2 separate regions of the Homo sapiens genome follow, and region 2 is linked to region 1. A link is an interaction called in ENCODE POLR2A ChIA-PET data of the cell type or tissue named here. Cell type or tissue: PC-3. All regions are shown on one strand. Links, peaks and the distances in the headings refer to the core of each region. The heading gives the core; the rest is flanking DNA. Region 1 overlaps MTRF1 (mitochondrial translation release factor 1). Region 2 overlaps KBTBD6-DT (KBTBD6 divergent transcript).

The links. Peaks named below come from ENCODE experiments on the same cell type or tissue, not always from the same donor. Only the 100,000 strongest peaks of a DNase experiment are listed, where the experiment ranks them.
Region 2: POLR2A ChIA-PET joins it to region 1 with 7 read pairs; 3 of 35 experiments call an interaction of 5 or more read pairs at or near these places.

Annotation. Positions count from the first base shown.
Region 1 is chr13:41,214,949-41,219,348 of GRCh38, forward strand. It overlaps MTRF1 (mitochondrial translation release factor 1), which reads right to left. Exons shown (of 10, transcript NM_004294.4): 10 at 1,421-2,280. The coding sequence ends at 2,167. All of the region lies in intron 3 of KBTBD6-DT (KBTBD6 divergent transcript), which reads left to right. Among named protein-coding and RNA genes, the nearest start is that of KBTBD7, 23 kb to the left of the region's middle. In PC-3, for the core only: no CTCF peak of the experiment used is centred there; no DNase peak of the experiment used is centred there; H3K27ac peaks cover 333 bases.
Region 2 is chr13:41,154,956-41,159,355 of GRCh38, forward strand. The region is part of intron 2 of KBTBD6-DT (KBTBD6 divergent transcript); the gene reads left to right. Among named protein-coding and RNA genes, the nearest start is that of KBTBD6-DT, 24 kb to the left of the region's middle. In PC-3, for the core only: no CTCF peak of the experiment used is centred there; no DNase peak of the experiment used is centred there.

The sequences.
Region 1 (4,400 bases), core at 158-4,157:
CTACATTCAGCCATCTTGCTCAGACCTCTCCTGATTGAACTATTTCTTAAAAATTATTGTGGCTGGGCACAAAGGCTCACATGTGTAATCCCAGCACTTTGAAAGGCTGAGGCAGGATGATCACTTAAGGCCAGGAGTTCAAGACCAGCCTGCGTAACATAGCAAGACCCCATCTCTACAACAATAAAAAAATTATCTGGGTATGGTGATGCATGCCTGTAGTCCCAGCTACTTGGGAGGCTAAGGTGGGAGGATTGCTTGAGCTCAGGAGTTCAAGGTTACAGTGAGCTATGATCATGCCACTGCACTCCAGCCTGGGCAAGAGTGACACCTTGTCTCTAAAAAAATAATTTGGCTGGGCGCAGTGGCTCACACCTGTAATCCCAGCACTTTGGGAGGCTGAGGTGGGTGGATCATGAGGTCAAGAGTTCAAGACCAGCCTGGCCAAGATGGTGAAACCTCATCTCTACTAAAAATACAAGAAAATTAACTGGGCGTGGTGGCACACACCTGTAATCCCAGCTATTTGGGAGGCTGAGGCAGAGAATTTCTTAAACCCAGGAGGCAGAGGTTGCAGTGAGCCGAGATCACGCCACTGCCCTCCAGCCTGGGTGACAGAGCGAGACTCTATCTCAAAAATAAATAAATAAATAATTTATTTTAGACTTTTTCATTATGCTTGAATATTTTCAAAATAAAAATTAGGGAAAACATTCCTCTTTAATGTTTACATACAAACAATTCCATTGGCCTTAAAACTCTTAACTAGTCTTTCTTGGCACATAAACTCTTCTCTGAGGAGTAACTAAAATAATAATCCTTTCTTTTTTTTTTTTTTTTTTTAATTTTTTGAGATGGAGTCTTGGTCTGTCACCCAGGCTGGAGGGCAGTGGCGCGATTTCAGCTCACTGTAACCTCCGCCTCCTGGGTTCAAGCGATTCTCCTGCTTCAGCCTCCTGAGTAGCTGGGATTGCAGGCATCCACCATCATGCCCGGCTAGTTTTTGTATTTTCGTAGAGATGGGGCTTCACCATGTTGACCAGGCTGGTCTTGAACTCCTGACCTCAGTGATCTGCCCGCCTCGGCCTCCCAAAGTGCTGGGATTACAGGCATGAGCCATTGTGCCCAGCCATTCCTCTCTTTTTAACTTGAAACGTCTTCGGAACAATTACTAAATACATCATGCCACTCTGTATTACTTGGTGATTTACATGTTTAAATCCTTCAGTCAACTGCAAGCTCTTTAAGGTAAGGACTGGGTTTTATATAATGCTGCACAAAACTGATCTCAGTGTATTACTCATATTACACATCTATTGATGCTCATTAAGTTAAGCCAGCAAACAATAACTTTTTTACTCCAGCTTGCCAGGAGTAAAAAAAAAAAAAAAAAAAAAAGAAATAGAAGTCAAACAAAGAGTCTATTTAAAATATCAGCTTATTGTTTATATAGTGTGGAATTCATACAGCAATCAAAGGGCTTTACTGTCTGTACCCAGATGCTCATTGTTATTGAATGACTCATATTCTTCATAATTTTTATTTAAAAGTTGCAGTCTAAGTCTTAACTTTAACATGATTAACAGTATTATGGTTTTTCTTTATGTTTTGAGTTTTTTTGTAGACATGGGGTCTATTTTGCCCAGGCTGGTCTCAAATTCTTACCTCAAGAGATCTTCCCCCTTTGGCCCTTCAAAGCACTGGGATTACAGGCATAAGCATCCACTATAGGCCAAGGTACTTTGTATTTAAATAAAAGGTTTATAAGGAAGTCTAAAATTCATATTTTACTAAATTTTACCATATTTTCCTGAAGTAGTAGATTAAAAATATATTTAAATTAATTCATAGATGGCTGGGGAAAAAAGGCATATAAAGAGAACAAGTGACTTGTCCTAAATGACACAATCAATTCTCAATACTTTCTCTTTTCAATGATGCATGCTTATTTTCTACTTGATGAGTTGGATTGTACTTTACAGGAAACCTAAAATAAATTCTTAGGTCAGGAAATGTGACTTCGATTAATTACAAAACATATATTTATGTGTAATGTGTTCTTAAAGCTGTAATTTACAAATATTCATAATGATTTCCAAGCTTCAGTCTGCCTCTTGATATAGGTCCATTTCATTTATATAATCATAAATAATAATAAGTTAGTATTTATTTTGCTGATTTAAGGTGTTCATCCAAAAGTTCAGCAATGGCTTCTTCATCTGCTGATTGAAGCAGTCTCTGAATTAGCTGATCCAGGCCCTTCCCACCACATAAAAATTCCTGGTAAAAGAGAGAGCTATTATGAAACCTAATGATTAGAAATATAAGCAAAGACTTTAGTGTTTATTTATTTAATTTCTTTGCAGTCATTATTTAATAACAATAAAGGATTACTAATGTTCTGTAATACAATGAACACAATCGCTAACTTGGGAAGATCCCCACTCTGTAGAAGAATTCAGTTAGCATTTTATTTTAAAATAAATCTTCTGAGATTTGGATTTTCCTAACAACTCCAGAGACAACAAAACAAAGAGATCTAGATGGACTTTTGAAACTGACCACCTCCCTCCCTTTAAAATTCCACTGATTGGCTTTTATGACAACACCATTCTAGGCTCTCAAACCATCTTTAGGAGAACGGGTTTGCTGGATTTTCTCTTATTGTACCCTAAAAAAAAAATGCTTTTATTCTTGTCCTGAAAATTCTACCCTTTTCACTCACATTATGTTATTTCCCAGAGGAAAAAGACTGAAAGGTCTCAATTCCACAAGCAATTTGTTCCACAAGCATTTTGTGCATTAATGCACATACTGCTCCTTGCCAACTCCTCTGGATCTGACTGAGAGGAAGCCTCCCCCGACCATTCAAGCTCACCCTTCTGCTAATCCTCAAAGTTTAGATTATTTCATCTGTAAGTGGTTTATGATAGTTTTTTATTTTTAAACCGAAAACATGATGATCTAGAAGTCCTGTGTAACTGAAAAATATTTTTGTTGAAATATTTAGGGGTGAAGTGTCTTTGAGGTCTGCAATTTGCTTTCAAATGGTTCAAGAGCAACACAGGTTTATAGAGAGACAGAGGAAATGGTGGGGGGAAAGAGAAGGAAAATACAGTAAAATATTAACAACTGTTGAATCTAGGTATAGTCTATATTGTGCTGATTGACTAATCTTTTTTTTTGAGACTGGCTCTTGCTCTGTCGCCCAGGCTGGAGTATAGTGGTGTGATCTCGGCTCACTGCAACCTCTGCCTCCTGGGCTCAAGCAATCCTCCCACCTTAGCTTCCCGAGTAGCTGGGACTACAGGCACATGCTACACACCCAGCTAATTTTTTTTTTTTTTTTTTTTTTTTTTTTTGTAGAGATAGGATTTTGCCATGCTGCCCAGGATGGTCTCCTGAGCTCAAGCGATCCTCCCACCTCTGCCTCTCAAAGTGCTGGGATTACAGGTGTGAGCCACTGTGCCCAGCTGACCCAATCTTTAAACATTATGTAAACTTGAAAAAGTTTGAAATAAAAAGTTGAGAAAAAAAATTTTCATGTTTACCACTAAATAACTCCACTGGGTGAAAACTGTTTTGAGTTGACTTCCCTGAAGTCTCGTCTACAGTTCTCTGAAAAATGACTAAATTAATGACTTCAAGAACTTTTCCTGTATAACAGAAATTCTGTGTAGTAAAGTTGTTGGGATTAATGAATTTGTACATTGCCATTTTAGAAATGCTTGAAATTTAGACACTGGCTTAATGAAAATACTTTAATGTTGGCATCTGGAACACAAAACATTTAGTTTTGATATAGTTATGAACTAATCTTATAGTTAAGTCTTTCTTGAATGGTCTTAAAGTTGAACTTTAGGAAGTGTACACACACATCTCTCAAATTAAGGTAAAGGATATATCTTACTATTTCTGTATTCCCCAAAGTACCAGCATATAGTAAAACCTCAAACTCTGAAATTAAACAGAAAGCAAAAACACTATGATATAACTTTAAAATTAAGGTTTATATCACTTTGAGCAAAATATGAAATTGCTTTTAAAATCAGTGTGACTAGGCCAGGAGCAGTGGCTCATGCCTGTAATCCCAGCATTTCGCAAGGCTGACGCGGGCAGATCACCTGAGGTCAGGAGATTGAGACCAGCCTGGCCAACATGGTGAAACCCCGTCTCTACTAAAAATACAAAAATTAGCCAGGCGTGGTGGTGTGTGCCTGTAGTCCCAGCTACTCAGGAGGCTGAGGCTGGAGAATTGCTTGAACCCGGGAGGCAGAGGTTGCAGTGAGCCGAGATTGCGCCGCTGCACTCCAGCCTGGGCAACAGAGCAAGACTCTGTCTCAAAAAAAAAAAAAAAAATGTACCTGGTACTCAAATTATTATAGTATTGCCAAGGTAAT
Region 2 (4,400 bases), core at 88-4,087, 60 kb before region 1:
CATTTATATAAACATAACCCAAAGAAAATTAAACACCACTTTATATTTGACAATGGTTCTTGTATGATTGAGCATATCAAATAAGCCAGATATGTCTCTTTTGGACTGCAGGGGACCTAATGTCTAAAAAGATAATGAGGTTTAATGACTGAATTTGAAACTTGATTTTGGAAAGTTTGTCAAATATCAAAGGTTTAAAACACATAATGTCAGGGCTGGGTGTGGTGGCTCACGCCTGTAATCCCAGCACTTTGGGAGGTCGAGGCAGGTGGATCACAAGGTCAGGAGTTCGAGACCAGCCTGGCCAATATGGTGAAACCCCATCTCTACTAAAAATACAAAAAAATTAGCCAGGCGTGGTGGCACATGCCTGTAATCCCAGCTACTCAGGAGGCTGAGGCAGGAGAATTGCTTGAATCTCGGAGGTGGAGGTTGCAGTAAGCCGAGATCGTGCCACTGCACTGCAGCCTGGGTGACAGAGCAAGACTCCATCTCAAAAAAACCAAAAAAAACAAAAAAAACACATGATGTCACAAATCCGGTTGTCAGGTTACTATAAAATAAGTCATTCATTTAGCCAAAATGATAATTCAAAGATTTTTAAAAAGCAAAAACCTTTACTCTTTGATAGAGAGGAGACTCAGTTTCTCAAACAATAAGACCTAGTAAAGTCAGCATAAGGCCAACTGAATCTAGCTCTCCTCTCCCTCTCTTTTTTCTTTTGCAGTTAATTCAAAAGGCAAACAAAAATATTTTACTGTATCTTTTTTTTTTTTCTTTTTTTTGAGACGGAGTTTTGCTCTTGTTGCCCAGGCTGGAGTACAATGGCATGATCTCGGCTCACCGCAACCTCCACCTCCTAGGTTCAAACTATTCTCCTGCCTCAGCTCCCGAGTAGCTGGGATTACAGGCATGTGCCACCACATCCGGCTAACTTTGTATTTTTAGTAGAGACGGGGTTTCTTCACGTTGGTCAGGCTGGTCTCGAACTCCCGACCTCAGGTGATCCGCCTGTGCCGGCCTTCCAAAGTGCTGGGATTACAGGTGTAAGCCACTGCTCCCAGCCCATTATATCTTAATATTACATGAAAATCTTATTCAAAAGAGAAAACCAAATTTTACCTTTGCATTCGATATTATTAATGCAAAAGCTACTTTTAATAAAATCTTATAAACAAATTCCTCCTTAGAACTTCTAGACAGAAATTATGTTCCCTTAAAAAAATCCACATTCCCATGCCTTCTTATAAACCATATTTTTAACTGAAACACATTCTGCTTTTAAAATACACTTTGTATGTATCTAGTAGTTTTAATTAAATACATTAATTATAATGTTACCTCTTAGTAACTCTTATTTTTGGTGAAAAACCTAGGAGGTTCATAAGTTTATAGACAAGTAGAAGCAAAGTTTTATGTCTTTAAGCATTTAGCACAGTGTTTAACCTGCCTAACTAGTTTAGATCGAAAGTCTAAATTAAATTCTGGAGATGTTTTTATCAATAACTTAAAAACTAGTTTTATTTACCAAATATTGCTAAAGTTACATGAACTAAAAGGCATTTGAGTTAAAGTTTCTATTTTTCTGATGAAAAATTTTATTTAAGCACTTACTTTTTTCTTTAGGCCAATTAATTAGAGCTCGGTTATATATTTTGGTAGTGAAACATCACATACACATGACTTGTGTAAACACATAGACATGCAGGCATAGACAGAAGCAGATCTTATAGATTTATATGATTGTTCATTTGTCAGCTTTCAAAATATCTCTCCCCCACGTTAGATTATCAATTCTCTTGATAATCTGTTTCATTGCCCTGGGCAATTGTCAGCTGGACAGCTCAAAATTTGCATTTCTAAACAGACAACTCTTAGGCGAAGCAAAATAGACAATTTGCATTTTCAAAGCACAGAGCTAACACAGTAGGCCTAAATATTGTACCATCATTTGCTCAAGCCAAGGGAAAAACAATGGTGTAAGTAAATTTTAGTTAAGATGGCCAGGAAAAGTACTTTAAACAAAGGTATGACTTGTGAATTTAAAGCAATGGGAAGAGTTTCTAATGTACATAGGGAGATACCATTACAAATACAAATTTCCTTGAAGATGTAAATTTACTTTATGAAAGAGTTTTCAGATAGCCACCTACATGCCTGAAAGTTGTATTTTGGCTTTTTAAACTTAACTTGTTCTCAATTAGATTATTGGCTTTAGGGTGGAGCCCTTTAATGAATATGAGAAGGAAAATAAGCAGTTTTTATGGCCTGATATTTACATACGTGTGAAGCAAGCATAGCTGGAAGGCAGAACAGATCCTCCAAAACCAAGGATAACATTTTTACACTCCATCTGTGGTTCCCAAAGAGAGGGGAACACCATGAGACAAGATAGTTCAAAGCTTTTACAGTGTTCCTCGCTGCAAGGATATTCTGTTCTCCCAAGGATGGTGGGCGACCCAATGCCAATCAGCCGATTCTGTGATCATCTCATCCCCCACAGGAGACTTGTCTCTCAGTCAGGAGTGGGGATGTTTCCATAGCTTCTACATGCCCCAAAGCTCACTTTTCTCATACACATGCACAAGGAAATGAGTAAAACAATGTGGTCATAACTACTCACTGTAAGCCTCTGCCATCAGCCATTTCTAAAAGTGTATTTCTTATCTACCTATTGTATACACCAAAGTTATTTTCTCATGATGCAAAGTAATTTAAGTCCCCCCAAAAGTAAAACAAAATCAGGTAACACAATGCAAAAGAGAATAGAGTTTTATTAGATATGAGTTAATTGGTCTGCTTACAACTCCTGGGATGACATGAAGAAAAACAGATTTCTTTCAAACAGAGAAGTCTTTGGTGCCTTTTCTGTCTCCCCAGTGGATCCCAGGCTGTCAGAAATTCCTTTTTTTCTTCTTTTTTTTTTTTTTTTTTAGGTGCTTCGTATGGCATTGAGGGTGGCAAGAGAAAGGAGGGACAGGCAGAAGTAAACGGAGAAACAATTTAGCTGACAAAAAGTTTTTACAAAGAGAGAACAGAGGCTTAAAACTAGTGTGTGTGTGTGTGTGTGTGTGTGTGTGTGTGTGTGTGTGTATACATATATACCCTAGATATCAGTTTTAGTTAAGTCTACTTTTGACTATTGAGCTCTTTTTAAAAAAACAAAAAACAAACAAACAAAAAAACACAACTTTGAAACTCTTATCACCAGATTTTTGCCATAACAAACAGCTGGTATTTGAAAAGTCATACAAATATCAAACCAGAAAGGACTCATTCTCTGGCCGGAAAACAAACCCAGGTCACCAAGGTGAAAAGGGAAGAACCTTAGCTACTGAACTACATCATGGGGTGGTGTCCATTGTTTTTCCTAGAGGGAATCTAAAGCAATTTTGAGCTTTCAAAGATTTTAAGCTTTTTTTATGTTAGATTTTGCTCAACCGAATTCTCAAGACTAGCCATTACACTATTATGTGTCCTTTTTAAAATTTGGTTTTCCCTAGCAACTCAATCCAAAAATCTCTCTGTAAAGCCCAGGTCATAATTTTCTAGGTTTAGAAAAAGTTTTTACATTCCTGGAGAGGGCAGAAGGGAGGCAGTCCCCATGATCCCTAAAAATTCACTCTTAGAAATAGATTTAAGATAGCAAAAGATGACAAAAACCCCATAGGGATGAGATCTTTTAAGAAAAAACTTCCCTAAGAAGTTGACACATTTGGAACAAAAAGTGTACTGCTTAAAATATTAGATGTCTTGGATTCCCAGTCTTTGCAGACTGGCTTCCTGATGTGAACCTGAAAATTCCTGCCCTCCAGATAGTGGAGACTAAGAGAGTACTCCCACTTGGTAAGAAAGTCAAGCTTTCAAGGACATAAAACAAAATGAGAAGGAAACCTCATCCAATTTTATTTCAGGGGCCCACAGCAAAATTTGTCTTAACAGGTACTTGGTATAGTCCGAACTGCAGAACTGACCAGTCTGCAGGGCCAGCTTGAACAGTGAGCATATAGGGGTTCTAGGCCCATGTTCTATCCTATGATACTTGATACTTTTTTTTTAGGTGCTTCGTGTGGCATTGAGGGTTTTAGGGTTATTGAAGGGATATTTATTCTGACAGATTTGGGGGCCCACAAGGAATTTCCTTGAGAGAAATTTGTGAGGGAGGCTACCTGGAGAGAGATGTGGCCTTCTATCATTGCAGCTTTCTGTTTAGGAACAAAAGGAAGGCCATTTTTGCATGAATCTGTTCCCAAGCTTTATGTTTACCTTTGGCATTGTGATTTGGGGGACTTAAGATTTTATTTTCCTTTTAGTTATTGTTATCTATAAAAGCTAAAATGAAAGTAAAAGAGAGTGCCTGGTTGGGGCTTGAGCCTGGACCAACCTCAGATATGGGTCTG